Linked DNA regions of Homo sapiens: region 1 is linked to region 2. Evidence: chromatin loops called from intact Hi-C (ENCODE). Cell type or tissue: OCI-LY7. All regions are shown on one strand. Each heading gives the region's core, and the rest is flanking DNA. Links, peaks and the distances in the headings are about the cores only.

Region 1 (16,798 bases), core at 8,681-16,680, 75 kb after region 2:
AGTCCATGGTAGATGGCAAAATAGCTAATTAAAAGAGTCCATTAAAAGCTTTGGGAGACTGCCATAGAAGAGTATGAAGGATATGAGTAAATCAAAAACTGTGGGTTAAACAGATGGTTAATTTTAACAATCTTGGATGCCTTAAACAAAGAATGTCAAGATCAAAATTACACTTTATTGTCTCTGTCAGGTCTCCTGTGTGAAAGGTAGGCCATTTAGTGGAAAGAGCAGAACTTCAAGAATTAGAAGGAAGACATGTGGGAGAATTCGAAGGTCTCAGACAGCTCCAAACCTGGAAGCCTCCACTATATCTCCTTGCTGTCAGTTGAAACATCCCTACCTCTCCTGTCTGACGACATGGTTTTTGTACATGCACACACACAGACACACACACACACACACACTTCCCATTTTATCAAATAGATTCGTAAACAGCTGTGTACTCAAGGATCAAGATTTAATAAAATTAATACCTATTACTGCATCATCAGTGTCATCAATGATATTCTTAAGTAAAACTGGCGTCATTTTTTTTTTTTTTTTTTTTTTTTGAGATGGAGTCTTGCTCTGTCGCCAGGCTGGAGTGCAGTGGTGTGATCATGGCTCACTGCAACCTCTGCCTCCTGGGTTCAAACTATTCTCCTGCCTCAGCCTCCTAGGTAGCTGGGACAACAGGTGCATGCCTGCACTCCCAGCTAATTTTTGTATTTTTAGTAGACACAGGGTTTCACCATGTTGGCCAGTATGGTCTCAATCTCTTGACCTTGTGATCTGCCTGCCTTGGCCTCCGAAAGTGCTAGGTTTACCAGTGAGCCACTGCGCCCAGCCCATTTTTTCTTTCTTTTTCTTTGTGCTACAAGTGTATGGGTAAAGAATACAAAGATCGGCCGGGCGCGGTGGCTCACGCCTGTAATCCCAGCACTTTGGGAGGCCGAGGCGGGTGGATCACGAGGTCAGGAGATCGAGACCATCCTGGCTAACAAGGTGAAACCCCGTCTCTACTAAAAATACAAAAAATTAGCCGGGTGCGGTGGCGGGCGCCTGTAGTCCCAGCTACTCGGGAGGCTGAGGCAGGAGAATGGCGTGAACCCGGGAAGCGGAGCTTGCAGTGAGCCGAGATTGCGCCACTGCAGTCCGCAGTCCGGCCTGGGCGACAGAGCGAGACTCCGTCTCAAAAAAAAAAAAAAAAAAAAAAAAAAAAGAATACAATGATCAGTGCCTACCACAGTTTAGTACCACTGCCTTGAGTCATGCTAAGGAGCAGTTTTAGCCACTAGTGCTTTAGCATCATCAGTATAAATTTCAACACAGTGGAAAAAGGCAAATAACACTTTAGTATTACCGTGAAGATAGTTTTAACCTTGCAGAACCACTACAAGGGTCTCAGAAACCCCAAATGTCCATATTCTGAGAGCTGCTGCCCTTGGCAGCCACTGAATTCACTTGGGAATAGAACATTTCTAAATGAGATCATGGTACTTTTATCAGCAAGAAAATTGAATATGGTAATACTTTGGTGAGACATGGGTTCTGTTAGGGAGCTCTAGAATTTAATCTCTACAATACTCTCCTATTTTTTCACCTTCATTGCTGCAGACAATATCTAAGTTCAGGCACATGTCACCTTCTATTTAGCGAGTTCTCTGAAATGTTCTTTGGTTTCTCTGCCTCTAAAATCTCCTTTCTCCAAATGTGCTTCTACACTAACTGTTGCAGATTAATATTCCTAAACCCCCCTTTTATTCCTTTGCACAAATTTCCTTTGCAATTTCCAGTGACTTTTTCTGTCTATCATATAAAATCTAACTGCCTTTCTTTGATTGCCAGGGCTTCCCTTGTTCTGGACCCAGCTTCCAATCCAGAGTTTTTTCCACCTTTTCTTCATAATTTCCAACCTCAGAACATACATAGCATTTCCCAACTCATAGTAGATATTTATCTGAAACTCCCTATTAATGTTTGGGGCACTTCCCTACCTTTTGAGTCTTTATAGATGGCAGAGCCTACCTCCCTCTAAAGAAGTAAAGGACAGACACTTGCTTTCCAGGAATTGTGATAGTTAGGTCATCAGTGCATTATCAAGGCTTAGCCAGTCATTAGAATTAGCCTTTTAGGGCCGGGCATGGTGGCTTATGCCTATAATCCTAGCACTTTGGGAGGCCGAGGCAGATGGATCACCTGAGGTCAGGAGTTCGAGACCAGCCTGGGCAACATGGAGAAACCCTGTCTCTACTAATGATACAAAAATTAGCTGGGCGTGGTGGTGTGCACCTGTAATCCCAGCTACTTGGGAGGTTGAGGCTGGAGAATCGCTTGAACCTGGGAGTCGGAAGTTGCAGTGAGCCGAGGTGTCCCCATTGCACTCCAGCCTGAGTGACGGAGCAAGACTCAGTCAAAAAAAAAAAAAAGCCTCTTAAAGATGGTGAATCTGGAGCTAGTGACATAAAGAGCTAAGGAGGCTTGGATTCATCAGTGGGAGGGCAGAGCAAAGGACCACAGTGGTATCAGTATTCAGTACTGCAGTAGCATCCAGTATTCGAGTGCCACAGTGGAATCAGTATTCATTCAGTACTGCAGTAGCATCCTGTGTTCTAGGGCCACGGTGGTATCAGTACACAGTACTGCAGTAGCATCCGGTATTCGAGGGCCATGGTGATATCAGTATTCAGTACTGCAGTAGTATCCAGTATTCAAGAGCTACAGTGGTATCAGTATTCAGTACTACAGCAGCACGCAGTATTCAAGGGCCATGGTGGTAGCAGTGCCAGCAGCAGCAGCAACTGCAAACATGCTGGTGGTGCCAGTGGCATTACAGTTGCTAGTTGTTGTGCTCAGGGTGTGGTGAAAGTGGTAACAATGTCCTACCCAAATCAGTTTTGCATAGGATTTTAGCCATTTTCCTTGCTGAGTTTCTTCTTTTTTATGCCCATTTTCTGAGCCTACCTCTCTAGCCCCCTATATGATTCTTTTCAATATCCTTTCAGTATACTTCTTTTCTGCTTGTATCAGCTAAAAGCTATTTCTGTTACTTGCAACTGAGAACCTTGACTAATTCTGAAATTAGTTTGTGGAGGTCGCATCAACAATCCTTCAGGAAAAAGAAGGTCGGGGAGAATACAGGATTCTTGCCTGGCTGTGGCTGAATATAATGGAAGCACGTTCAACATTAAGACATGGGACTCTTAGAAGTCCATGGCAGATGGCAAAGTAGCTAATTAAAAGAGTCCATTAAAAGCTTTGGGGTTATGGAAAAAAATAAAAGAAAATTTAAAAAGAAAAAAAAAGCTTTGGGACTTGCCATAGAACAGTATGAAGGGCATGAGGAAAATTACAGACTGTGGGTTAATCAGATGGTTAATTTTAACAATCACGGATATATCAAACAGAGAACAACAAGCTCAAAATTACACTCTGTTGTTTCTGTCAGGTCTCCTATGTGAAAGGTTGGGTATTTAGTGGGAAAGAGCAGAACTTCAAGAATTAGAAGAAAGACACATGGGAGAATTCAGAGGCCTCAGACAGCACCAAACCTGAAAGCCTCCATTAAACCTCCTAATTGTCAGTTGAAGCCCCCCTACCTCTCCTGTCTGATGACATGGTTCCTGCCTTGCTGTAAGACCTTATAGCATTCCTGTATAAAGGAGTTACCCTGAAAGAGAAATGCAATTCTTCCTCATGCCCTCACATTATTGTCACATTATCTCTAGACCTATACCTAGAGTCAGATCCCAGGATTCCTCAGAGGAGCAATTTAAAAGTCATACCTGAAAAGATACAGAGTACACATCAATATGGTTGGCAAAAATCTGGAGAATATAGATGTAAACAGGTTTTGAGTATGTGATGCCAAGGAAAAAAGGACTCAAACTTAGTCAAGCTGAATTTGTGGATATGGGTGTGCTTACCAGTTATTCTGGATTCCTTGTGAAAACTTAGACAGCTTGGAGTCTTCTGGTTTTTGGTTTAATTGGTTGACTAATGCATAGATTGAATGGTGGCCCATGCTAACTGAAGCTGAGATGTTAAGATGGCAAGAAAGATGGGAGCCTGGGTCACTGATGATAACACAGAGCTGCCGAATGAGCTCTTGAACAGTGCATCATGAGATTGCATTTATATGGGCAATAAAAGCTTTGATCTTGTTTGGGCGAATATTACAAGTATATCTCTTCTATGAAGCAAAGTTAATTCTAATTAGTACAACATGAAAAGTACACATCTCAAATCTATTAGCCTTTTTCAAAAGGACAGATGGAAATTTATCAAGACAACTGTATGTTAGAATTCATGATGTATTTTTTCTTGGAAAAAAAAAGTACACATTCCTAATTCTATCCACTGAAAAGACCCAGGAACAATGACAAGCCCAGTAGCAATGAGCACCCTAGTACCCACTAAAATGAACAAGGGCACCTTGGAACAATGACCAATAGTAGAGCTGAGTAAAGAAATGTAAAAAATGAATGTCCTTCCTTGTATCAGGAGGCAAGGAATCTGTCAAAGGCTAATGGGATGCCAGAAGGTCACAGGAGCCAACTTGAATGGTCTCTCATTGTCCAAAGATTACATCATTTGGGATCAAAAAGAATGACTCAAATTACTAAAAACACAACATATATATACAAATGAAATCGTCAATGATAATGCTAGAAGAAAATCATCCCATGGCTTATCAGTAGAAGTGGCTAGGACATAACTTATTACCATAAAAAATAGATAAAGGGACACATAAAACATTTATTCTGTCTTTCTTGTATGTATTTTATTTTTCTGGTAAACAAATGATTGATAAAGAGCTCTCTTCATAGAAGAGTTTCTGTTAATAAATACAGAAAGAATGAAAGAATTAGAAAATCATCACATTTCAATTCCAAAATGGCAAAAGAGACCTAAGACTTGATTATTAATAAGTGCCAAAATTGGCCAGACACAGTGGCTTATGCATGTAATTCCAGACTTTTGGGAGCCTGAGGCAGGAGGATCATTCGAGTCCAGGAGTTCGAGATCAGCCTGGACAACATAGACCCCCATCTCTATCAAAAAACAAACAAACAAATAAAAAAAACATGTTTTTAAATTAGCCACGCATGGTGGCGTGGGCCTGTAGTCCCATCTACTCGGGAGGCTGAGATAGGAGAATTGCTTGAGCCCCTGAGTTCAAGGTTGCAGTGAGCTATTATCCTGCCACTGTACTCCAGCCTGAGTGATGGAGTGAGACCCTGTCTCAGAAGAAGGAGAAGGAGAAGGAGAAGAAGAGAAAATAAAATAAAAGAATAAGTGTCAAAACTGTTAGATGAAATATGGGTGGGGGATTTACAGTGGATGGATCAGGCTGATCACACATGAACTCACTGATCAGTCCTGGCATTGGAAAAATGAGACCATCGGCCAGTATGAGCCTCCTGATGTAAGACAATAGGATCATCACCATCTCTGAAATACTTTTCACCCCAAAAATGAGACTGTATTTATTCACATATTTAGCCAAGTCCCTACAGGAATGTGTAAAATAAAACATAAAGCCACTTCCAGGATGTGGGAAATTCTTTTAAAAAAAAAATTTTGAACAAGTAAATGACATAAAAATAAGAGGGATCTATATCACAATAAATTACAAGAGACTTAGCAACCAACATTGTTTGGCTCCTGATCCAAACACTTGAGAAAATTAGGAGGATTTGATTATGTTCTAGGTACAAGGTGACATTAAGAAATTATTGTTGACTTTAGGCCTGGCATGGTGGCCCACGCCCGTAATCCTAGCACTTTGGGAGGCTGAGGCAGGCGGATCACGAGGTCAGGATATCGAGACCATCCTGGCCAACATGGTGAAACCCCATCTCTACTAAAATCCACAAAAAAAAAAAAATTAGCCAGGCGTGGTGGCATGTGCCTGTAGTCCCAGCTACTTGGGAGGCTGAGGCAGAGGAATCACCTGAACCCAAGAGGCGGAGGTTGCAGTGAGCCTAAGCCAAGATGGTGCCACTGCACTCCAGTCTAGTGACAAAGCAAGTCTCAAAAAAAAAAAAAAGAGAGAGATAGAAAGAAAGAAAGAAAGAAAGAAAGAAAGAAAGAAAGAAAGAAGAAAGAAAGAAATTATTGTTGATTTTATGTGATATAGTGATATTATTGTTATCTTAAAATGTTAGAGATCCATTCTAAAATATTTATGGATGAAATGATATGACGTCTGGGATTTGCTTTATTATATACTTGTTAAAGCCAGAAGGGAACTGATGAAACTAGATTGGCAAAATGCTGATAGTAGTTGAATCTGGGGATTTACAATATCAATATTCCTGCTTTTGTGTATGTATGAAGAAGAAAAGGAAAAGGAGAAGAAAATGCAGATGACTTCTGGTGCTTCTTCTTCCTTCTTCCTGTTTCTTCATCACGAATGGTATGTGACTACAGGGCTTACAGTGTAGCCACCATCAAGTGACAATAAGGCAAACATGAGCATGGGAATAAAAATAATGTAAGAATAGTAGACAAATACAAAGGAAAATGCTGAGCTGTTACACCAATTCCTCACCTACTGTGGATACCTTTTTGTGTGAGACACCTCAATCTCTACATAAGTAAGCCACTGTGAGTGGAATTTTCTGTTCACTGCAGGCTCACATTGTGGTTACTAATACAGTTTGACTCAATTACCACCAGTGATTCGGGGCTCTTCACGTCCCCTGGGTAAACTTAGCTAGAATGACTGGCACTAACAAAAAATAGGGTTGCTGCTTCACAATAAAGTCAAATCCCCAAATCAACAGGCTCAAAAGAAGTTTGTATTCTCTTTTGCCATGCCAGAGAGAAAATATTGGAAGGTCATATGGAAGATTTTGCCTTTTGTCAGTTATTTCTGGGTAGTTTATTAGAGCTTGGAACTAATGAGGCCATGGATACCTTTTTGTCTATTTTAGTGGCCAAATCAATGGTTTTGCTGTAGTTTGGTATCACACCAAACTTCTAAACTATAGTTTAAATCAATGGTTTTGCTGTAGTTTGGTATCACACCAAACTTTTAAAGTATAGTTTAAATCAATGGTTTTGCTGTAGTTTGGTCACACACCACTGATTAGGGCACAGAGATTTTGAGTGTTCATGCTATAATCCCAGGGTAAACATATATTTGGATCACTGACGGTATTAAAACCACATTCTAACTGCATGGTTCAGTGAATCAATTTCATTATCTTCATATATGTTAAACAGAGCTTGTTGACTGAATCTGTCCTTCAAAACATAATCTGGTAGAAAATTTCATTTATTTCACAAAATTTGAATTGGCACTTTCTTGCTACTTATCTCAATACACTAGAAGAACAGAAATAGTTCCTCTATTAGGTTCACAAGATGACTAACAAAAAGGCATCATATTAAACAAACCCTCTATTACCCAATTTTCTACCTAGAGGGGTGACGTGGGAAATGATTTGGCCTTTAATGATTTCTTTCACGTCCAAAGTTTGCTCTTGTTTTCATGATTCTGTTGATCTCTGGATTCCACAAGTATGCAAATGACTTACCACTGTGCAAACAACTATGCATTAGTCAGAACGTTCATAAAGTTTTGCATAGGAACCTGGAGGAGGTTCATCATAAAAGGACAGATATAATTTAAAATTTGGTAGTAAGGAGTGAGTAAAGGAAGTGAATTTATATGAACTGAAATAAAGAAGGTTTAAGAAGGATTAAGTCTTGTTTTTGAGTATTAAAAAGGTTTGTGTACAAATGATACAAAACAATTATCCTCAGTCCCATGTGGCAGATAGAAATTACAGCAGAGAGAATTTAAACCAGACATTAGAAGAAATCTAAGGACTGTAAAACATGGATCTATATTTCCACATCATTATAGAGTTAGTTTTTTAAAATCAATATGGAGTTATTAGTTATTTTCAAATAACTCAAACTAAAAACAGGATGATTTAACTCAATTTCCTAAAACAAATATTCACATGAACTCTCTGCAGGAATAGAGTAATAAGTGAGACACATCTCTGCCCTCTGAGAGTTACAGTGTTGGAAGGATGGTGAGTAGAATTAGCCAAATACAAAAATAACTGCAAAATAAGGTGTAACTGCCAGGCGAGGTGGCTCACACCTATAATCCCAGCACTTTGGGAGGCTGAGGCAGGAGGATCACTTGAGGCCAGGAGTTCAAGACCAGCCTGGCCAATATGGTGAAACCCTGTCTCTACTAAAATATACAAATTAGCCAGACGTGGTGGCTCGTGCCTGTAATCCCAGCCACCCAGGTGGCTGAGGCAGGAGAATCGCTTGAACCCAGGAGGTGGAAGTTGCAGTGAGCTGACATTGAGCCACTGCACTCCAGCCTGGGCAACAGAGTGAGATTCTGTCCCCAAAAAATAAAAATAAAAATAAAAAATAAAATATAAAGTGTAACTGACAAATACCAAAGCAAAATCCTATATTTCTCCAAGTCATGCCACTGTAATGATAATGTATCAGGCTATGTTATTGGTAGCAAAAACTGTGATACAGATGTGTCAGCCCTTAGAGCTATGTTTGCTCCTCAAAGTGAGGCTGCACCTTGGCTGAATGACCAGAAGATGGATTCACTACAGACAATAGAAAGAGGCTGCCATTTGGCTATAGTGTGCAGAAATATCATCTAGCACAGTTGGTAACCAAGGCCGAGCATTAGTGATTTTCTTATCTCACCTTTGAGGAAGTGTATAAGGAGAAGGGAGGTTTCAAGTTAGCAAAGCTTGCAAAAGGCAGCAAATGCATTTAGCTAATCTTTCAATTTCATAAATTCTAATTCAAAATAGGCATAGACAAGTTTTAATTTTAAAATTTCTACAGTATGACCATGTATTTGCATCTCTGGTAATTGATAGCATGACCATATAAAAAATACCATAAGTAAACCTTGATGAAGAAGCTGAATAGCAAAGGAAGAATAGTTTTAAAACTTGCTCTCTGAGTATTGCTATGCTTTGGGCACTTAATAAGTACATTTAGATTCATTACTAAAATATTTATTAAAATCAAATATCCTCTTAGAAATGGCATTGACTTAAAACACACTTAGCCTACCTGATTCTCATGGGTATGTGTTAAATAAGCTTTCTGGAAACAAGATACAAGGAAACACTTTCTTCCCACATTTCCTAGTGTCCCTTTAACACTGGTAGGAACACGGTATCTAATAAAACAGCTTTCTTCAAAAGTCAAAGTGTAAAAACTAATTTGCAATAAAATATAACCTGGTTGGTAGTCATTCAACATTCATCATTAAGAAAATGTTGAAACTGTTATAGAAAAATTGACAATGCTATGACAAAACAAGTTAAAGAAAAATACAAATGTCTAATTAAAATGAAAAAATATGTTATCAAAGAAATTACAAATTAAATGTTTTCCCATTATATTTATAAAATATTTTAAATTCTAATGATTAGTATTGAGGATTGTGGTATTTAAATGAACAGTTGCAAACAGCTAGTATAAGTAGAACTTAGCACGATATTTATGGAAAGCAAACTAGAGATTCAGATCGTAAGTCTTTAAAAGGCTTATAACTGTGACCAGGTTTTTCGATCTTTAGAGTTTATCCTAAGGCATAAAAAGCTTGGAGAAAGACCTAGATTCAATGATGTGCATTATTAATAATAGTGAAAAGTTAGTCCTATTGGACTCCATGGGCAAGGCAACCATGAGAACCTTTGCTTAGTATCACATTTGTCTGCACTGCAATGATGCACAGAAATAGCAATAAATACGCTGCTCGATGTTTTTCAGCATATGTAATTCATAGTGGAGGGTCATATTTCCTAAGAAAATGTCTGGCAATTTGTGAGAAATGTGTTAGGAGTGGAGGTGGGACAATGGGTTTGATAATACTTAGAAAACTCTGTGGGTTAGACAGCTTGGGCTGCCATACAAAATAACACAGTCCGGGTGGCTTTCAACAACATAAACTTATTTTCTGACAGTTCTGGAAGCTAAAGGTGAGGTTGCCAGCATGGTCAGGTTCTAGTGAGGACCCTCTTCCTGGCTTTCAAATGGCCACCTTTGAGCTGTAGCCTCACATTCAGAGAGAGGGGCACAGGGAGAGAGAGAGGGCTCTCTGGTATCTCTTCTTTTAAGTGCACTAATCTCATCATGAGGGTCCCACCCTCATGACCTCACCTAAACCTGATTCTCTCCCAAAGGCCCCATCTCCAAATATCATGGCATTGGAGGTTAGGGCTTCAACATATGAATTTGAGAAGGAAACAATTCAGTCCATAGTGCTATATTTAAAAAATAAAGTTTCTATGTCAACTTAACTATATAATAATACTAATAAATAAAAACCACACTGAGTTTAACTCATGTGTTAAAGCTCTAGCACTCTACTGTAATACTTTTAAAAACAAAAAAGTACTGAAAAATCTCTATTTGGTACGACAGGATTAGAAAATCATGATTTTGTAACACCTAGTAAATGTTTGCTGAAACCATAGTGTGGAACATACTGTTGGGAGAACAGGATATTCCTGCAGTGCCCTAGGATCACCTCTGAGATTATTTATTAATTCCAAAGAGTAAAATGTACCTTTGCAACCTGGTGATCTGGTAGTTGCCATCCAAACTTAGTATCACCAGTAATAGGACAACCTGACGTGTGTCACCTGATAACATATGAAGTCACAATATTACCTATCTTGAGAACAAAATTAAACATTCTTGACAAATAGGTTAAACCTGAATTTAATCAAGTCTAGACCTAAATACACAAAATAAAGGGGATAGACAAACAGGTTGAACAACACCATGGGAAACAGTCAGGATATGGGACATATTATATAGGAAAACTGGCTCAGCCTCTTCAAATAGTCAACGTCATGAAAAAATATTTGGGTAGAGAATTTTTCTTTTTTTCCTTCCTTTTTTGTTTTTCTAGAGACAGGGTCTCATTCTGCTCTCCAGGCTGGAGTGCAGTGGCGTGATCACAGCTCACTGCAGCCTCGAACTCCTGGGCTCAGTTGACTCTCCCACCTCGGCCTTCCAAAGCACTGGGATTACAGGCATAAGCCACCACGCCCAGCCAGTCGAGGATTGTTCTAGATTAAAAGAGAAAGAGGGGCGATCAAACTCAATAATCAAATTCCATACATTCAAATATACATCTGTAAAAGGAATTTGGAGACAAGAGGGAGAATTTGACTACAGACTGGATATAAAATAATATAAAATTATTGTTAAGTTTCTTGAGCATAATAATAGCATTGTGATTAAGTAAAGTATTCTTATTCTTAGAAACTTTATAGTGGTATATTTAGGAGTGAAGTTTCATATGTCTGCAAATGACTTTCAAATATTTCGGAATAAAAATTATTTTATGCATGTATATAGACAGAAATATTTAAATATTTGCCAGCATGTTAATTTTTGAACTTAGTGGAAGGTACGTGAATATTCTTTGTACCATTCTTTCAACTTTTCTCTGTATTTAAAATTTTAAAATAAAAAGTTGAAAAATACATTTAAACTTTTTAAATTTAAGAATAAGTAATACGACCAGGCACAGTGGCTCACTGTAATCCCACCACTTTGGGAGGCTGAGATGGGTGGACTCCTTGAGCCCAGGATTTCAAGACCAGCCTGTGCAACATGGCAAATACTCGATCTCTACAAAAAATAAAAAAAAATTAGCCAGGCGTGGTGGTGCACGCCTGTAGTCCCATTCACTCAGGAGGCTGAGGCAGGAGGATCACTTGAGCCTAGGAGGTCGAGGCTGCAGGGAGCTGTGAGTGTACCACTGCATCCAGCCTGGGCAACAGACTGAGACTCTGTCTCAAAAAAATAAAATAAAAATAAAAATACATAATACTAGTATATAAGACATGTGATAAATATGTAAGTTAGAAAAATTATACCCATTATCTGATCTAAGATCCAGAACATGAACAATATCATTAAATCTGGATATATGCTCTTCCTCATCCTAACCCTCTAACTTCTCCCCAACTATCTTGATATCTGTAAAATTTGTTATAGACATTTTCAAGCATATACAAAAAGCTCTAGCCCCAGCTCTGCAGTTTCTTTTTTTTTTTGTGTTTATGTTGTTGTATGTTCTATGTTATCCTTAGAGAATTCCTTTATCATTTGCAAAACCAGCAATGCCTCCAATGTGTATCAATAAGTTAAATATTCTGTAAAGGAAGATCCTCTCAGAGATATTTAGTCCAACATAATTTCAGAAGTGGAAATCCTTCATCCAATTTTTAACCTTTTTGTAAATAAATATATACTGTTATTTCAGTTAGGGTCAGTTTTTTAAAAATAGCATTGTTTTGGATACAATGTTTCTTTCTATACAGAAACAAATTGATTTTAATATGAAATGGAGAATATATCTGATGACTACCATCACCTGGGGACCCTGTCCTCCTGCTTCATTCAGTTAATTCATTGCTACTGTAATTTCTTTGCAAAACAGAAATGAAACTTAGTTCTCTGTTCTGAGGACCAGTTGAGCGGAATATAAGTATGCCAGTCAGGAGACGGATATTCTTGGAGTTTAATGAGAAAAGTAGCACTTAGTTGAGGATAAAGAATTCTAGTTAGTAAATAAAATGAACTGAGTAGAACATTGAATAACTGAGAACAAGAAGCATTGAAAAAAAAAGGAAGGAAAGAAAGACTTGAGTCAAAACTTGGAGTCCTATTAAAGAGGAAATAAGAAGAGGAAGTGGTTTATAGAGTAAGAGTTTTTATATATTAACTTGAGATTTTTTACCTCTATTGACAGGAAACATAATGGTGGCCATTAAAAAAGAAAAGAAAAAAAGAAGAGAAGAGAAGCAGAAAGAAAAGAAAAAAGCTGGGTTTGGAGCAGTGGCTCTGGCCTTTAATCCCAGGGCTTTGGGAGGCCAAGGTGGGAGGATCATTTGAGGCTAGGAGTTCAAGACAGCCTGGGCAACATAGTGAGACTTCATCGCTACACATACAAAAAAATTAGTCTGGCATGGTGGCACACCTATCATCCCAGGAATTCAAGGTTACAGTGAGCTAGGACCATGCCACTGCACTCCAGCAAGACCCTGTGTCAAAAAACAAAAAAACAAAACTAATACATTATGGGAAGAAATTGTTAAGGCATAAAGTAATTATACTTTTCACATTAATCAGTTTTCCCTTGTGTATCTAGTTGCTCTCTCATGGTTTGATTTTAAAGAAAGATAAAATGTTGTATACCTTTTATCTGCTGGATTCCCTTAAGCATGATCTCATTTAATTCTCAAAAAATTCTAAAAGACAAGGATCAAACTCTTGATTTTATGACTGAAGTTAATTTGGGCTCAGAGAGGTCAAGTACAAATACAAATGACGGGACTAAGAAGGGTAAGATAATCTGATTTCTCTGGCTCCAACTTAATGCTTTTTATTTACAAGGCTAACCTACCTCAATAGCCTAAATAAATTTGTAAGTTATACCAACTTTCATAAGACTAGAGTTTCTGAGCTCTCAATAAATATAAGATTAGATAATTTGATTATTACTAATCAATCTGAAAGATAAATCTTAATATAATGAGCTTTTAAGTTGCCAGTGGTAGTTAGAAAAGCAAAAAACAAAGTTCCCAGAAGATAAAGTACAATAGGTATATGCACACACTTTGTGTGTGTGTGTGTCTGTGTGTGGTAAGAACACTTAACATCCACTCTGCATTTCTCAGAAATATATGGTCATTAACTATAGTCTTCATGCTATACAATAGATCTCTTGAACTTACTCCTATCTAACTGTAATTAATATATTCTTTGACCAATATCTCACAGCCCCCCCTCCCCACTAGCTCCTACAGCATCTAGTAACCACCATTCTACTCTCTACTTCTATGAGGTCAACTTTTTTAGATTCCATATATGAGTTAGATCATGTGGTATTTGTCTTTCTGTGCCTGGCTTATGTAACTTAATGTTCTCCAGGTTCACCCATGTTGTCATAAATGACAAGATTTGGGGTTTTTTCAATTAAGTGTATATTGTATACATATTTAAAACATCCATCTAGTAAACAAAAAATGACAAAAGAAATTATGCATTAATTTTGCCTTTAACCTTGGCAGCTTATATTTATGCTAGCAGAACGCTATGACACAGATGCTTCTATGATTGTTCTTTGGAGTTACAGTGGACATAAAATTGATATGTGCTCACTTACAGACAATTTTGGTGATTCAGTTTGCCAAATGCATTTTTCTTTCCTTCCTTTTTTAAGGTTTTCTTTCTTTGAAAAGAAAACCTGTTCATGTAGAATTTCCATTTCTAGCCCAACAGAAATAGAATTGGAAGTCATGTCAAAATTTTATGGAGAATGTTATACATCCTGACACTATTTATAAGGGTGAAAGAACAGAAGGAATTGAACAACAAGGGGGAAATCATTGAATAAAATATGGTACTTTCATATGTTACTTATTATATGGCCATTAAAATTAATTTCTCAAATAATTATTAATTATATAAAAATTTTGAGTTCAAAAAGCAAGATACAATGTTGGATATACAGTATAATCTAAAATACCTTCAGAAATATACACACACATAGAGAAGAACTATTAAAGGAAAATTCACCAAAATATTAACAGATGTTATTTCTGGGTTGTGGTATTACGGATAAGATTTTTATGCTGAATTGCCAAAGTTGTCTACAAGTGAGCACATATTAATTTTATAATAAAAAGGCTACAAGCCTGATTTTTAAATGACAAGGTTTAGTCATCTTTTATTGATGTATTGGTAATGATGTTTCCTATAAAAGATATAGTATGGATCCTTGAATTCTTTTATTTTTAAAATTTATTTGTCCATAGACTTTACTTTTGGGTTTAAATATTGGGGACAAATAAGCATCATATTCCTTAAATGCTGACTGGTCAACTAAAATTAAACAATTAGCGTATTTTATCATGTACGTGGTTATTAAAGAGTTCTAATTCAGGAGAGGTATAAATATAAGATGGTTTTGTTTTCTTTAATCAAACACACTTTGTTAATAACATCTTAGGCAGATTCCAGATTCCATAGGATGCAGTCACTTTTTTCTCAGCTTCCTCTCCCTCTAGTACAGGTTTGACCAGTAGCCAAAGACCCTAAATTGTGAAGAGAGGTATAGTCTGCTCACCCAGTTCCCTTTTTCCTTCTTCTTCAAAGTGTAGGTTCAATGGGGACAGGAGCGAGGAAAGAGGGATTGAGGCAAATTGACCAGGTGGAAAGATAGTTCTTTGTACATTAGTTCTTGTTATTGGACTGGTCATGAATACCCACTGTCCCAGGCATCCAAAACACTGGCTCTCTCATGTGGTGCCTGCGTGAGTTCTTTGGCAATGGTGAAGGACTTCTCCACCACACAGTTCCCTAAACTGTGGGAGACCTGGCTCCAGTTCAACCCCTTTAAGTCCCTTTTACTCACATACTCCCACCATCTGTGGGATACCCACAGTCTCCAGCTATTGGAGTCTCCTTTCCTGGCAGGAAGTGATCCTAAGTGGTATTCCGAGTAGATGGCTCAAATCCAGCTCTATTCCTTCCTTCTCACTGGACTCACAGAAACTCATATATCCTGTCCTGTTGGAAGATTGGTTGCATTAAGAGTTCCAGTTCTTTTACCTTCCTTATGTCCACACCCTTTAACATGACCTTGCAGACTCCTTCAGTAAAGATATGAAGTTTACTTTCCTCTTCCTCAAGTCTAGGCTTGCCTTTGGATTTCTTTGTCCCAAGATGATTTTATTTTCTTTAATTGATGCTGTTTTGGGGTTGAGGGATTTCTTCGGCCAATGGGTCATTAGCAAATAAGACACAAGCAGGAACTTGGAAAGTGTTGATGCAATTGGGCTTGCATGCTCTTGCTCACTGCCATCACCATGAGAAGGCCATGTTTGTGTTGACCCACTGATCCAAGATCTGAAATGCCAAAGCTATACTAGTTGACAAATTCCTAAGTCACTCAACAGCCATCACCCCTCAGAAAAATGAGTGAACCCAACCCAGATCAGCTGAAACTCTCAGATTTTTGAGTGCAATAAATGCCTGTTGTAGCCACCACAATTTCATTTTGTTTGTTATGGGACATTATTGTGGTAATAGATGATTTGTATACTCCATCTAATTGTGGTTATACAAGCTGGTCCATTCAATTTCTTCTTTCCATCTAGCCTTCTTTCCCTGATTCCCTTTTCCTATGCTCAGATAAACACAAGGGAAGAGCATCACGTTGACTGCCTAAGCAAATTGTCATGAACTTTGAAGACTCTGAAAGTTACTTGCAAGCTAAGCAGTTAGCAAGCCATAGCTCCAAGGATGCTGGTAAGAAACACAAGACTCCTAGGTCAGAGAAAAACGGTTTATTCACAGCAAGAGCAGTAGCCAGAGTATCATCAATTTTGTGCTGGCTCCTCAAGCCCCAGTTCCCAAAAGGAGTCATGAAGAGGTGCAGATGACACCTACACATGAAGTGAGCTGCATTTCAAGAAACTTTGAGCTTAGGGAACCCAAATCTTTTTTTTTTTTTTTTTGAGACAGAGTTTCACTCTTGTTGCCCAGGCAGGCTGGAGTGCAATGGGGCAATCTCAGCTCACCACAGCCTCCACCTCCAGGGTTCAAGCGATTCTCCTGCCTCAGCCTCCCAAGTAGCTGGAATTACAGGCACGCACCACCACGCCTGGCTAATCTGTATTTTTAGTAGAGGTGGGATTTCTTCATGTTGGTCAGGCTAGTCTCAAACTCCTAACCTCAGGTGATCTGCCCACCTTGGCCTCCCAAAGTGCTGGGA
Region 2 (16,798 bases), core at 4,502-12,501:
TGAAGCTGGAAACCATCATTCTGAGAAAACTATCACAAGGACAGAAAACCAAACACTGCATGTTCTCACTCATAGGTGGGAATTGAACAATAAGAACACTTGGACACAGGGCAGGGAAGATCACACACCGGGGCCTACTGTGGGGTGGGAGGATAGGGGAGGGATAGCATTAGGAGAAATACCTAATGTAAATGACGAGTTAATGGGTACAGCAAACCAACATGGCACATGTATACATATGTAACAAACTTGCACGTTGTGCACATGTACCCTAGAACTTAAAGTATAATATATATATTATTTTACTTATAAAAATTAAATTACTTTTACAAGTGCCTTGATTTTACATATTTTACGTTTTATTCACTTAATTTGTTATATGAATACAAATAACTACACTGTATATTTTTAAAATACATAACCTAATTTTGTTATGCATTCCATATCCTTCAACTTTTTGGTTTCTGGGTCACAAAATAAAGGCATATTTCAGGTGCTGTCCCATGAGGTTACCACTGCCACAGATGGCTTTTTATCTGCAGCGGACATCCTAAGCAGAGAGTCCACAGGTCAACCAAATGCTGCATTACAACCTGGCTCAACACAGCAGTGAGGCACTTGAAGCCATGTTTGCATAGTATGTGTTCCTTGTAGTCAGGCAGTTTGTTGTCATAGTAGTAAATTTCATCTGACAATCTAAGAACAATATTTGCTCCCCCGTATTTTGCTGATTGGCACATGGAATAGCCCCCAAAATTTGGATAAACATTATAGGAGCTAAGAGGAAACAGTCAGTACTGATGGAATGTTTCACAGGGCAGATGGGCTTTTGAGGATACTTTTTTTTTTACATATATGTACATTAAGTTCTGGGATACATGTGCAGAACATGCAGGTTTGTTACATAGGGATACACATTCCATGGTGGTTTGTTGCATCCACCAACCTGTCATCTACATTAGGTATTTCTCCTAATGCTATCCCTCCCCCAGCCCCCACCCTCCGACAATCCCCAGTGTGTGATGTTCCCCTCCCTGTGTCCAAGTGTTCTCATTGTTCAACTCCCACTTATGAGTGAGAAAATGTGGTGTTTGGTTTTCTGTTCCTGTGTTACTTTGCTGAGAATGATGGTTTCCAGCTTCATCCATGTCCCTGCAAAGGACATGATCTCATCCTTTTTTATGGCTGCATAGTCTTCCATGGTGTACATGTGACACATTTTCTTTATCCAGTCTATCACTGATGGGCATTTGGGTTGGTTCCAAGTCTTTGCTATTGTGAATAGCACTGCAATAAACATATGTGTGCATGTGTCTTTACAGTAGAATGATTTATGTTTCTTTGGGTATATGCCCAGTAATGGATTTGCTGGGTCAAATGGTATTTCTAGTTCTAGATCCTTGAGGAATCGCCACATGGTCTTCCACAATGGTTGAATTAATTTACACTCCCACCAACAGTGTAAAAGCATTCCTATTTCTCCACATCCTCTCCAGCATCTGTTGTTTCCTGACTTTTTAATGATCACCATTCTAACTGGCGTGGTATCTCATTGTGGATGGTATCTCATTGTGGTTTTGATTTGCATTTCTCTAATGACCAGTGCTGATGAGCTTTTTTTCATGTTTTTTGGCTGCATAAATGTCTTCCTTTGAGAAGTGTCTGTTGATATCGTTCGCCCACTTTTTGATGGTGTTGTTTGTTTGTTTCTTGTAAATTCCTTTAAGTTCTTTGTAGATTCTGGATATTAGCCCTTTGTCAGATGGGTACATTGCAAAAATTTTCTCCCTTTCTGTAGGTTGCCTGTTCACTTTGATGATAGTTTCTTTTGCTGTGCAGAAGCTCCTTAGTTTAATTAGATCTCATTTGTCTATTTTGGCTTTTGTTGCCATTGCTTTTGGTGCTTTAGTCATTAACTCCTTGCCCATGCCTATGTCCTAAATGGTATGCCTAGGTTTTCTTTTAGGGTTTTGATGGTTTTAGGTCTAACATTTAAGTCTTTAATCCATCTTGAATTAATTTTTATATAAGGTGTAAGAAAGGGATCCAGTTTCAGCTTTCTACATATGGCTACCCAGTTTTCCCAGAACCATTTATTAAATAGGGAATCCTTTTCCCATGACTTGTTTTTGTGAGGTTTGTCAAAGATCATATGGTCGTAGATGTGTGGTGTTATTTCTGAGGTCTCTTCTGTTCCATTGGTCTCTATGTCTGTTTTGGTACCAGTACCATGCTGCTTTGGTTCTGTAGCCTTGTAGAATAGTTTGAAGTCAGGTAGTGTGATGCCTCCAGCTTTGTTCTTTTTGCTTAGGATTGTCTAGGCTATACTTTTAATAATGATTTATGGAAGCTCTATCATGGGTCAGGTGTGTGTTCAGCTCTAGGGAATACCAGGAGGAAGAAGACATACCCCTAACTTCAAAGAGCTCAGCAGGATTATCATTATCTTACCTACAAAATCTAGCACTCTGATTGGCACATAATAGGTGCTCAATAAGTCTTTGCTGAATCAGTGGAAGGTCTGCTTACTATTACAAAAGCATTGCTACAAACATAGTCATAAACACACAGGAGCTCCAAGCTGGAGAGGCAGAGTAAACAAAAGGATCAGGCATGAATGAAATGAGGGGGGATAATAATAAGTGTAGCTGGGATTAGACAATATGGAAGAGAAATGTGATGTGAAAAATAAAATCTTAAAATGGAAGATGTAGGCTGGGCTCCACACGCCTGTAATCCAAGCACTTTGGGAGGCTAACCCGGGTGGATAACCTGAGGCCAGGAGTTCAAGACCAGCCTGGTCAGCATGGCAAAACCCCATGTCTACTAAAAATACAAAAATTAGCCGGGCATGATGGTGCATGCCTGTAATCCCAGCTACTCAGGAGGCTGAAGCAGGATAATTGTTTGACCCCGGGAGGCGGAGGTTGCAGTGAGCTGAGATCGTGCCACTGCACTCTAGCCTGGGCAACAGAGTGAAACTCTGTCTCAGAAATAAATAAATAAATAAATGGAAGATGTAAGTTAATTTTATAAGAAAGGAAAGAAGAAGTTAACGAAGACAAGAAAACTAAAAATTTTCCAATATTTACTTGGAAATTGAAAACTTTGACATCACTGATAAATATGCAATATTGTATTAATTTAAACAGAAGATAAATTTTAAAACACATTTTGGAGACTTTAATTATGACTAGCCATGAAAAAAATCAGCAATGTTTTAAAACTTCCATTTTTTTCAACCACTTAAGTTTCTATGCTAAATAATTATAGATTGTTAATCTTTGTTTTCCCATAGTAATCCTTAAATAGTTTTTGAAATTAGTCTTTTAACTTAAGGAAAGAATGTTGTTTCATAGATATGGTGATGGGAATTGTCAAAAATAAAATTAATAAAGAGCACACTTTAAGAAAAACTAGCACTCACATAATTTGTAACTATCCCAGAAAGTTCTTAATGTTTTTCAATTTTACTTTGAATAAAAGTACACAGAGCAATAACTAGTAATGATTTGCATAAGTCTACTGAGAATACTTTTTGATTCTTCAAAAAGAATCCCTTTGAATTAATAGAACTGGAATCAGAAATACAAGCAAGTCATCAATTTGACTTTGCCAGTGAAGTCGGCCAAGGTCCAGAGAGCAACTGGAAATCTGACAAAGCAGAGAGTGCAAAAATTTGACATTTCAGATCTCAGTTGCATTTTGGCTATGGGAGTTTTTTTGAATTGAAAAGCATGACAAATCTTAAAAGGATAATTTCTTAAAAGGACAATCTTATAATATCTATGTGAGATATAGGCATTGTTAACAAATATATTAATATATGATTCTCACCAAGATTTCTTCATTCTTATAGCTAAAATGTAGCCTACTATCTAAGAGTTTTCTGTTGCTAAGACAGCTCTTAACCTTTGTCACTGCCAATAGAGACTTTTCTATTCTAAAAACCTGACCATGTTTAAAGCCCTCTCAGAGAAGTCCTGACTTCCCAATAAGATATATTTATGGCCACCAAGGTAGCTTGCACCCATAGTCCCAGCTCCTGGGGCGGCTAAGGCAAGAGGATTTCTTGAGGCCAGGAGTTTGGGATTGCAGTACACTATTATCACACCTGTGAATAGCCACAGCACTCCAGCCCGGGCAACATAGAGAGACCCCATCTCTTAAAAGAAAAAGATGTATTTATGCCTTCTTTACACATCAAAGTAATAGAAGCATAATACATTTTTTGAGAGACATACAATAATAAATGCATTTATGTAATTTTCAACATTTTTCACTAACAGAAACATTCTGAATTACAAAAGACAAATTTAACCTGCTTATTGATATTGTTTAGAGGTGAATGTTTACATTTTATTTGATAACATATAATTTGGCCCTCTAATTGCTTAGGCATTTAGACATTAGTTAGGTAAGTTTTACAGTGTCTCAAGCAACTCACAGAATAATATATTAATTTTTAAGATTATTGCAATGAAATATAGATTTATTTAAATATTTGGAACTTACCTACTCTATTCTTGCTAAAGCTTGGGACAAACCAAAATAAATATGCCAGTAGCATAATACTGCTGCCAGATTGTTAAGAAAATCTGGCCAAATTTGATTCTATTCAAGACCAAATTTTTATTTTCAAAATATATAATGGGAACTCTCAAAATGACTAAAACTTTCTATACACACAGGCCCCTTATAGCCTATGGGTCCAAGTGTACCCAAGTTTTACTCTATTTAAAATCGATTTGGACCTATCACTTTATTTTGGAAATAAAGGGATTAATTTCCTTAGAACCAATAAGAGTAGAACCTACAACAACTCTCCCATTGGAAGCAATGCAAGTATTTTCCAAAATACTGGAAAGAGACTACTAGAAGATGACAATGTTCTGAAGATGTAAAGCAAAGATGTCTTGAAGAAGAAAGACAAGATGTTGTGGTCCCAGAAAGTAGTTAGGTTCAAATAATTTAAAAAGCGATAATAAGAGTAGGGCATAGGCAGATTTGGCTCAGAGGGGTTGAGGGAGAAGACAGACTGATAATTATTAAACCGTGGCAAGTAATTAGAAAAGGTCCAAGTAAAATTCTCTCTGTCTGATGTTGATACTGAACAGAGCACTTATGCTTTGCCTGAGCCTACTGTGGAAATCAACTGAACTTAGCAGTTGCTAAGGGGAAAATTCTGGGCAGAAGCCAAACAAGTCCGTGTAGTCTCAGTAAATTGTACCCAAAAAAAGGAATGTGCTCCTACACAGGTAGCCAACAATTATTCTTATCTTTAGATGTGCATGCCAATCTTCTCTTCAAGAAGGAGAATCTATTTCCCCTCTTCTCAGCTCTGATCTGGACTTATGACTTATTTTGGCCAAGAGGATGCAGCAGAAGTGATAGACACTGTGCCTGTTCTGAGCTGAGACTTTAAGAACCCTTTTGGAAACCAGTTGTCATGTTTGAAGGAAGCCAGCTTAGACTGCTCAAGGAAGAGATCTACCTGGAAGAGGACCGAGGTGCTCCAGCCACTCAAACCACCCCAGCTGAGCCACCAGATGTATAAGGGGGGTCTTTTTCAATCTTCTAGACCCAGCCCAGCCACCAACTAATTATATTTGTGTGACCCCAGTTGATACAGCATGGAGCAGAAGACCTGCCAGTCAACCTGTAAGAGAAATAGCAAATCATAAGCCACTAATTTTCAAGGTACTTATACAGCAATAGATAATTACAATTTAAGCAAATCCAAAGGAAATGTAACAAGAGCAGAGACTAGTAGCTGAAGAATAATAGATGAATTTTAAAGGAACTATTTTTTTTAAAGTAACATGAAGTGACAAATGCTAGGGTAGACAACAGAAGAATGGCAATAGAAAATGGCCAAGAAAGCCAATTAATGAGTCTGGGAGGCTGATGACTGAACGTCTAGAATCATTAAACCAAAAACTATCTTTTTGGTTTAACTTGGAACATAGGAGAAAAATTAATTGTTGTGATAAAAGAAAATTGGTCATTTTCAGTAATAGTAAAAGAGCTTACTGCATTCCAATTTGAATATGACTAGGGCAGCTGAACAAAAGTTAAAAATCTCTTTAGAGAAATCAGGAAGCTACCAAAGCAGTCAATACTTCAGGAGCCGTGATCCCAGAGAGAAAAGAAGCTTGTTGACATGACCTCAACAATCTGCGGAAGTCTGATGCATTTGATGATTTCTAAGCTACAGCTACATAGGATTGAGACACTAAGAAACCAAGAAGAAGTTAATGTCTAAAAGCTGGAATCCTAAACAGTGTTCAACAATCTTACTACTGAAAAATTAGAGTTCAGGGCCCTCCCAGAAGGAAGACTACTAGTAAATTTCTTATACTTCCAGTCAAGACTTCAGAAAGACTATAGTCTGAGAATAAATGTGAACTACAATTAGACTTAATTTTACCAAGTACTGAAACCATCTCTGAGTCAACTCAACCTCAGGTTGAACTGTGGTGAACTTCTCTTAATCTAATTGCTAATTAGAAAGGGGGGAAAATCCTCCCTGGAGGAAGGTAACATCTATGAAAGCCTCAAATTATTTATACAATTTTTCAAACACAATGTCTGGCACTCAATTTAAAAACTACAAGGTATGCCTGGAAAAGACAAAATATCTGGCATATAATAGAGAAAACAGACAATGGAAGCAGTCCTATAGGTGATCCAGATATTACAGTTATTACTTGTGGTCTTGGAAATCATTGTAAATATATCTAAGAAAATAAATGACAAGATGGAAAATTTCACTAGAGAACTAGCATCTACAAAAAAAATTACATCTAAGTAAAAAGTCTGTAAATAGGCACTACAATAACAAAAAAATTAAAATCCAATAGATGGGGTTAACTCCAATTTAGACATAGCAAAAGAAAAAATTAGAAATCAGAAGGAAGTTTTATAGAATATATCCACTAAAGCATGGGGAGAAAAAAAATGAAAAAAAGCCACTGTAAAAAGTGTAAACATATAGGCTAGAATGAAAAGATCTAACATATACATAGCCTATAAAAAGTTTGAAAACCAAGAATAGAAGACATCATAGATTATACCTTACCAAAGATGGTCATATAGTCTTTAGTATGGTACTTCTCCTGTTGAGAGTTGAAATCTAATTCCTCTCTCCTTGGATTTGGGCTGGTCTTAGTGACTTTCTTGAGCAGTAGAAAATGGTAGAAGTGACATTCCAGGACTTCTAATCTTGGTCATAAGTCTTGAAGCTTCCACTCAAGCTTCTTCAAACACTATGTTTGCTAGTCTTGAGCTATAATGTAAAAATTCAACTAACCTGAAATCACCATACTGGAGAAGCCATTATGTAGCCACCATGGTGAATAGCCCCAGCTGAGCCAGACTTCTAGTGATCCCTGCCAAGGGGACATGTAAGAGAAGCCATCCACCAGCTGAATACCTCAAAGTGACCTCTCTTCGCACCATATGAAATCCCCAAATTTCCCAGGGTTATGTTCATTATTAATGTAGCAGTTGATGAAGAGTCAAGGACATCTTGTACTTAAATGGTATGGGGTGAGAAATGTTACCAATCATTTTCAGATTAGTGAAAGAGGATCTGAGATATCATAAACTGCTGAAATTACACAGAGCATCTCCTATCTAGTTAGTTCACTAGAACAGGGGTCAGCAAACATTTACCGCAAAGTCTCAGATAGAATATACTTTAGGCTTTATAGGCCAAGCCTATACCTACTATATATATATAGTAGGTACTTACATAACAGAGAAAATAAACTGCCATTAAAATTTTATTGAAAGTATTTTAATTAAATATTAATAATAGAGTATAATATTTTGTAACACAGGTCTACTAATGAGAAGAATGGAATTCTTTTGGGGGTGATAGCATTTAGTTTAATTGGGGTTCCAAATTAGTTTGCCCTATCATCAAATAAATTGGACATGTTCAACTATAAAAACAATTCTTAGCTCATAGGCCATACAAAAATAGGCATCCGACCAGATTTGGCCCACAGGCTGCGGTTTGCTAACCCCTGTACTGTAATCTAAAAAAAGCAAATTGAGTAGCTTTCCTTGAAGCTCCTCTGCAATTAGGTAAACACACAAGGTTAGTGTTGTTTTTGTTTTATATGCTCTTCTGTTGGCTTTGCACAGAGCAGGGAAGATCCACAAATATTTGCTGGGTGCCTTTATGTGATTACTGAGACATATGAGTAACGATGTGGTTTGGCTGTGCCACCACCCAAATCTCATTTTGAACTGTAGCTCCCACAGTTCCGTGTTGTGGGAGGGACCCAGTGGGAGGTAATTGAATCATGGGGGCAGGTCTTTCCCATGCTATTCTCATGATGGTGACTACGTCTTATGAGATATGATGGTTTTATAAAGGGGAGTTTCCCTGCACAAGCTCTCTTTTCTTGTGTACCGCCATGTGAGACAGGTCTTTCACCTCCTGCCATGTTTGTGAGGCCTCCCCAGCCAAGTAGAACTGTGAGTCCATTAAACCTGTTTCTTTTGTACATTGCCCAGTCTCGGGTATGTCTTTACCAGCAGCATGAAGAAGGACTAATACAACTAAAGTGATAAGAAACTGCCCTTCAGGTTTCTCTTCCCTTTTTTCTACATCTCTTGACTTCACTTAAGATCCGCTTTAGAAAGCCTCCCCATCTCTCTGGCACAGAATCACAAAATTGGCCCTATCTGCTAAATATATCTGGGCCTTGAGACTCTGGGTTACTCATCCTCTCTCTGTAAAATCTCCCCTATTTAAGTTTAAGCATCTTCATTGTCAAGAACATTTTTTCCAACCTCACTCACTCAAGTTATGATATAAATTGCTTTCAATTTAACTAACGTAGAAGTTGGTTACTGGTCTGCAAGTATCCCCTCTGTACTTTATGGATGGTCCTATACAGCCTTTTTCATCTCTTCCTCTAAGTGTGTGACAATGTCTGCTTGAATACAGGGAGTGTTTGCTAAGAAACACATTGTTGTGCTAGATCTAAGACAAAAACCAACACCATCAATGAAAATAGTTACATGGTATCATTATTTTCACCTGTGATTAGCTATGGGGTTTTTGTTAAAATCCAACAGACTGTATCTGAAAAACAATGTGATCTGAGGTGAATCAACGTTCTTAGAAAAATTCCAGTAACTCCTACTAAAAATTGCACACTACCATTAAATAAATTCACATGTTGCTAACAAAAACACACAGTTTAGATAATTGAATTCAGTTACTCTACAATGGAAACAGTACTATTTTGGAAAAGACAGAATTTTAACTGTCATTACTAGGCATGCTCCCATTCTCCCATTTTATTTCTTTGTATGAAAACATTTATTTTGAAATTGTCTATAGGCACAATTTGTCTGAAATGATAGATAATGAGAAATGCATAAGATATGTAATTAGCAGATACTTGCACAAAAAAAGAATAACCTAAAACTGGAATTTCTTCATTATTTTTCTGTGCCTAGAAAATCAAAGATCATATTCATCTTTTCTTCAAACTCTCTTACATGGTGTTTTGTTACTTTTATATTTTCTTATAATGAATGAGTTATCTTAAATGACCATCTTATCTTGCTCAGTCCTTTGTCCACATATTTCCATCTACAGCATTAGAGCACTAGAATTTGGCCCAATGATGGGCCAAAGTATGTTGATTAAATTACTAACTCCTATGAGTTCCCACCAACTTGAACATTTTCATTTTTGTTCATAAGGACATGAAAGGATTGCTGTGAACATTGTCTGCTTTCCTAACAGAATTACATTTTGACCTCTGATAATTGAACCTAAACTTTAGGGTGGGACTTTTCTCTGGAATATGTTAATTAGGACCCCAAGGAACTTAGCATATTTTGCTTATCTAACATATCCAATATGTCATTCTCTTTCTCCTGGAACAGATTCTCTTATAGAAACCATAACTTTTTTTTTTGTCTCAACAAAGATGCATTAAGCCTAGGCATGCCAGTTCCTAAAAGTATAGTAAATGTCATTGTGCAAACTTAGTTACTTCAAAAGGGCAGAATCATCAGAAGGCTCATAGCTGTTGGCTTTGTTTGTCACCTGAGAATGGAATTGAACAACTGCACCAAAGAATTTCTGTACTTGGTTCTAAGTGCTTTTCATGAAGACATAAATGTGTTCCATCATTTTATTTACTGTTTCTATATGTCTTCATCAGGATTCCTCCATTTGTCACCGTACATTCTGGGAAGGATAGCTCATTCTTGGATTATCAGTAACCACACATGGCAAGTATGTCATTGTTAATCAGTTGATTTGTGAGTGAATTCTACTATTAGCAATATCTAGAGTAGCTCACTCTTCTCTGAATTTTCCCAAAGCACACACTTAGCATGTGTTATGGGCTGAACTGTGTTCTCCCCCAATTTTTATATTGAAATCTCAACCCCCTTACCTTGGAATGTGATTGTATTTGGAGATGCGATCCTCATGGAGGTAATTAAGTTTGAATGAGGTCATGAGGGTGGGTTGTAACCCAATATGGCTGGTATCCTTATAAGAAGAGGAGAATAGGGCCGGGCACAGTGGCTCAAGCCTGTAATCCAGCACTTTGGGAGGCCGAGGCGGGCAGATCACCTGAGGTCAGGAGTTCAAGACCAGCCTGGCCAACATGGTGAAACCCCATCTCTACTAAAAACACAAAAATTAGCTGGGCATGGTGGCACATGGTTGTAATCCCAGCTACTCAGGAGCCTGAGGCAGGAGAATCGCTTGAACCCAGGAGGTGAAGGTTGCAGTGAGCTGAGATTGCGCCATTGCACTCCAGCCTGGGGGAAAAGAGCAAGACTTCATCTCAAAAAAAAAAAAAAAGTAGGACACAGGCACAAAGGGAAGACCAAGTAAAAACAAAGGAGGAAACACATTATAAGCAAAGGAGAGACAGAGCTTAGAAGAAATCAATCCTGTGAACCCAAAATATCTGAGACAGGTCTCAACCAATTTATCAAGTTTATTTTGTCACGGTTAAGGACACGCATGTGACACAACCTCAGGAGGTCCTGACAATGTGCTAAGGTGGTCAGGGTACAGCTTGCTTTTACACATTTTAGAGAGACAAGAGACATCAATCAATATGTGTAAGATGTAAATTGGTTCGGTCCCATAAGGTGCAACAACTTGAAGCAGAGATTTCCAGGTCATAGGTAGATAAGAGAGAAGAAGTTGCATTCTTTTGAGTCCTTGGTCAGCCTTCCACTGAATACACAATTTAGTCTGGCTCAGTGATTCTGCATTTTTACATAAACAATAGGGTAGAGGAAGAAATCAGATAGATGTGCATTTGTTTCAGGTAAGCAGAGGGGTGACTTTATGTCCTGCATCGGTGGAGATAAGCTATCCGTTTACATTGCCAGGGTGAAATTCAGCAGAACTGCGTTAGGGCAAAAATCTTGAGCCCCATGAAGAATTCCTTATAGGAAAATTGTGAGGGAAGTATGGAGCTCTTTTACCTTTTTAGCTATCTTATCTAGGAATAAAATAGGAGGCAGGTTTGCCTGAGGTAGTTCCCAGCTTGACTTTTCCCTTGGCTTGGTGATTTTGGGGGGTCCTAAGATTTATTTTCCTTTCACAACACCTTGATCTTGGACTTCTAGCTTCCAGAATTGTGGGAAAATAAATTACTGTTGTCTGAGCCCCCCAGTCTGTGGTACTTTATTATGCAGCCGTAGCTAGCTAATACAGTATGCCAACCCAGGCAACAGTTATTTATGCAATAGTATAGCTTCTAGAGGTCAACCTTATGAGATCCTTGGAATTAAAGTCCATGTCCTAAACATTTCTGTGTCCTCTGCAACATACTCTTTTGCACATAATAGATGTTTAATAAGTATAAACTGAACAAATTAATTTTAAAATACAGAAATAGTACAATATTTGTCTACAAGAATATTTTTAAGCAAGCTTTGAAATACATTTTTTAAAAATACATTTAATTTTTAAATACAATATTAAGGAAAAGGACTTGTAAGTATTATGATATTCTACTACGAATAATACCTAACATGGTATTATGATCTTGAAAGAGCTTTTATATATATGGTAATTGGATGAGTTCCCTACTGCTGCTATAACAAGTTACCATAAATAGAGTAACTTGAAATAACACAAATTACTCTCCTACAGTTGTGGAGGTCAGAAGTCTAAAATCCAGGTCTTATCGGGACTGCTGCCTCCCAGAGGCTCAGGGAAGAATCTGTTTCCTTCGCTTTTCCAGTTGGTAGAAGCTGCCTACATTCCGTAGCTCCTGGCCCCTTTCCCATCTTCAAAGGACATCCCTCCAACCTCTGGTTTTGTCATCACATCTTCTTTTTTTGACTTTGATCCTCCTGACTTCTGCTTATAAAGAACCTTGTGATGACGTTAAGCCTATCTGGATAATCTCCTCATCTCTAAACCCTTAACTTAACCATAGCTGCTAATCCCTTTTACCATAAAAAGTAATATACTCACAGATCCCAGTGATTAGGACCATGGACATCTTTGGAGGACCATTCATCAGACTACCACATTTTGGGCAAGCTCTGGGTTAGTCATGCTGTAACAGAAGCAAGTGAAGAGGCTAAAGCCGCCCTGGAGACTGCCCAGAAAAGGAAGTAGAGAAGAGAACCTGCTCCAAGGTGAGTATAAGTAAAAGCAGATAGGCAGGCAGAGGGTCAGTGTTTAAAAGGCATATCAAGCTCAGGAGTGGTCCCAGAAAATGAAAGTAAAACTTGTTCCCTGTTCCTGTCAAGCCCACCACCCTGGTAAATTAACTTTTAATTTATTTAGTAGGATGGAGAAATGGAAAGTATATGCCTGCTAAATTTGAAAATTAATTCCATTCAAACGATGAATTCTGGCAATCATTCCAGGTCCATGTCCTAAAAAGTACTTAACCTTTACAGAGATATCATATTAAAACATAATTTAATGGTCAACAGGTATATGAGAAATACTCAACATCCCTAATAATCAGGGAAATGCAAATCAAAACCACAGTGAGATATCATTAAATATTAGTAAATTAGTATAGCCATTATGGAAAACAGTATGGCAATTACTCAAAAAAACAAAAAACAGAACTATTATATAATCCAGCAACCCCACCATTGGATATTTATCCAAAGGAAAAGAAATCAGTATACCAAAGGGATACCTCCACTCGCATGCTTATCACAGCTCTGTTTACAATAGCAAAGATATGGAATCAACCTAAGTATCCATCAATGGACAAATAGATATAGGAAATATAGTATATATACACCACAATGGAATACTATTCAGCCATGAAAAGAATGAAATCATGTCACTTGCAGCAACATGGGTGGAACTGGAGGTCATTATGTTAAGTGAAATGATCCAGGCACAGAAAGACACACATCACATTTTCTCACACACATGTGGGAGCTAAAAAAGTTGATCACATAGAGATAGAGAGTAGAATGATGATTACCAGAGGCTGGGAAGAATGTGTCTGTGGTGGGAAGGGGGTAACAAAGACAGGTTGGTTAAAGAGTACAAACATACAGCTAGATAGAATAAGTTCTAATGTTCAACAGCAGAGTAGTGTGACTATAGTTAACAATGTATTGTATATTTCAAAATAACTAGAAGAGAGCACTTAAAATGTTCCTAGCTCTTGGAAATGATAAACATTGGAGGTGACAAGCACCCCAAAAACCCTGACTTGATCATTACACAGTCTATGCACATAACAAAATATCACATCTACCCCCATAAATATGTACAATGTGTATTAATTTTAAAATGTCAAAAAAAAAAAAAAAGGCTGAGCATGATGGCTCACATCTGCAATCTCAGCATTTTGGGAGGCCAAGGTGGGAGGTTTATGTGAGCCCAGGAGTTCAAGATCAGCTTGGGCAACACAGTGAGACCCCCTAATCTGTACAAAATCTTTATTTTTAATTTCAAAATAATTAGATATATAATAGCTTAATCACTTCAATAGCACTGCTGAGAAAGTGACACCATTAAATTTCAGATATATATATAATGATTATACCTCAGTAGGAAGTACAGACTATAAAGTTTAATAACTTATTCTGAGATTATGATCAACTAGGTACTCTGAGTAGGAATTTTACAGAAGTATAAACACAAATAAGCAAAAACCAAAGAAATTTTGGTTTGGAAAATAAATGGTGAATTTGATTGTTTTGTTTTGTTTTGATTTTTTGCCAGAATTTTTCAGATGTATTATCTACTTTGCCTAATTAGTCCAACCTTATAGCTGCATGAAGTGGACATACTTTATGACTCTCTTTAATCTTTCTACCAGTATCTATTGTTAAAGCAAACTAAATATAGCCTGAGAAGGACTCCATACTTCTATATTTGAGTCCTTGTAGATGAACTGTAATGTAGCTTAATAGTCAGACAAGATTGAAAACCTAATTTAGGAGTATGCACCTGTAATAATAGCTGTGGCCAATCCCAGCAGCCATACTTCAACCACTCATAGGCTGCTAAGTGTTCAAACTGTGTTCAAATAAGGCAAATGCCAACCTGTAACCAGTCCAGCCGTTGCTGTACCTCGTTGCTGATTTTTGTATGTCATTTCCCTCTTTTTGTTCTATAAATCTTCTCCCACCACATGGCTGCACTGGAGTCTCTGTGAATCTGCTGCGATTCTGGGGGCTGCCTGATTCGTGAATCATTCATTGTTCAAGCAAACTCCTTTAAATTTAATTTGGCTGAAATTTTTTCTTTTATCACTATTTACCAACTAACCATAGAGTTTTAAGATTTTCCTAAATATAAAACTAAATTATTTTTATGACAGCAAAAGTTAAAACTACTAAAATTATGCAAAGTTTCACACACACACGAACGTGTGTCATGCCATGAAAATATTCAAAACATACAAAAGCATTTGAATAATTTTGAAACCTCTAAAACATAACATGTTACAGGGACCTAGGGAAAGCTTCCCTTTAGCTTTCCAAAGGTTCACTTAAAATCAACTGACAAAAGGCAGATTAATAGGAGGAAGGCATACAAATTTATTTGATCATAGTTTTATATGTGACACAGGATCCTTCAGGATGAAGACCCAAAGATATAGAGCAAACTGTCCATGTTCATGCTTTGGTTCAGCAAAGTATGGTCAGGCTTGTAGAAATATGACTGGACAAAGAAGGCATGGTCTAAAACAAACAGACTGAGCGGGGAAGCCCGGCAAGGCCTGTCTGTCTGGATTCTTCTTGGCCTCTGTGCAGCATTCCTTCCTTCTGGGTATGGGACAGGACCCTCTCTAGAATGGGGGCTCTTGCAATCTACAATCAAACAAGGTAGGTCAGATAATTTCTTTATGACAAGTTTTTACACAGAAAGGTGGAGGTAAAGTTAAAGTAATATTTTTAGGTTTTTATGGCTGGCTTTGGGATAAAGGGTTCTGGTTTTCTATGACCCACCTTGGAGGAGGGATTCTAGTTTCTATGGCTAGCCTCAAGGGAGTATGAGGGGGCCAGAGACAGGAGGACCAGAGAAAGTCAGAGAAAAACTTTTGCTTCCATGCTGCTCTGAGACCTTCATTTTGGTGTATTATATTCTGACCCCCAACAATGTACATCACACATCACAACTGTTTTTAGTCACTATAGTTCATATGTCTGAGTAAATAGATGCATTCAGTATTCTCTGTCACTGGGTAGAGTAGCAAATAGGAGTTCATCTAACAGTTTAAACTTTTTACTAGCTCTGTAACTATAGGCAAATCACGTAACTTCGCTGAGCCTCAGTTTCCTTCTCTGAAAAATGAAAGAACTAAATTAGAGGATTGCATAAGTTGCTTCTTACTCTCAGATTCTACAATTTTTAAGTCTGTGGGTCCACTTTACCCACATGGTAAAACCCCACTATGGTGAATTTCAGATCAGTTTTGTAATTTTTAGTCAAATGAAATGTTAGGAAGTCACATATTATTAGAATTAAGGACCTAGAAATAAAACAGCTGAGAGAGAGAGAGATTAAGTGAAAAAAAGCACTGGCACATGTAAATTTCTTGCACTTTTTTTATTTCAATAGGTTTTTGGGGAACAGGTGGTGTTTGGTTACATGAATAAGTTCTTTAGTGGTGATTTCTGTGATTTGGGTGCACCCATCACCCGAGCAGTGTACACTATACCCAATGTACAGCATAGTCTTTTATCTCTCAGCACCTCCCATCCTTTCCCCCAAGTCCTCAGAGTCTATTGTATCATTCTTATGCCTTTGTATCCTCGTAGCTTAGCTCCAACTTATAAGTGAAAACATACGATGCTTGGTTTTCCATTCCTGAGTTACTTCACTTAGAATAATAATCTCCAATTCCATCCAGGTCACTGCGAATGCCATTATTTCATTCCTCCTTATAGCTGAGCAGTATTCCATAGTGTATATATAACACAATTCCTTTATCCACTCATTGTTTGATGGGCATTTGGGCTGGTTCCATACCTTTGCAATTGAGAATCGTGCTGCTATAAACATAGGTGTGCAAGTATGTTTTTCGTATAATGACTTGTTTTCCTCTGGGTAGATACCCAGTAGTGGGATTGCTGGATCAAATAATTTTTTTCAAAAAAAGGAACATCCATACCTCTATGTAACAAAAGCCATCTATGACACACCCACAGCCAACATAATACTGAATGCAGAAAAGTTGAAAGCATTCCCCCTGATAACTGGAACAAGACAGGAATGCCCACTCTCATTACTTCTATTCAACATAGTACTAGAAGTCCTAACCAGAGCAATCAGACAAGAGAAAGAAAGAAA

The links. A loop is a pair of places that touch in the nucleus more often than their neighbours do. Peaks named below come from ENCODE experiments on the same cell type or tissue, not always from the same donor. Only the 100,000 strongest peaks of a DNase experiment are listed, where the experiment ranks them.
Region 1: a loop joins it to region 2, with 2.3 times the contacts of the local background. A loop is called at or near these places in 5 of 110 quality-filtered maps.

Annotation. Positions count from the first base shown.
Region 1 is chr13:77,350,078-77,366,875 of GRCh38, reverse strand. No RefSeq gene overlaps it. Among named protein-coding and RNA genes, the nearest start is that of MYCBP2, 31 kb to the right of the region's middle. RefSeq lists a cis regulatory region at 12,014 and an enhancer at 11,930-12,099. In OCI-LY7, for the core only: no CTCF peak of the experiment used is centred there; a DNase peak (open chromatin) is centred at 12,685; H3K4me3 peaks cover 1,112 bases; H3K27ac peaks cover 910 bases.
Region 2 is chr13:77,421,327-77,438,124 of GRCh38, reverse strand. It overlaps LOC124903186 (a long non-coding RNA gene), which reads right to left and starts at 10,529. Exons shown (of 4, transcript XR_007063828.1): 1 at 10,437-10,529. LOC124903185 reads right to left here. Exons shown (of 3, transcript XM_047430828.1): 3 at 15,023-15,315. The coding sequence ends at 15,187. RefSeq lists an enhancer at 8,313-8,522. In OCI-LY7, for the core only: no CTCF peak of the experiment used is centred there; a DNase peak (open chromatin) is centred at 8,624; H3K4me3 peaks cover 956 bases; H3K27ac peaks cover 1,492 bases.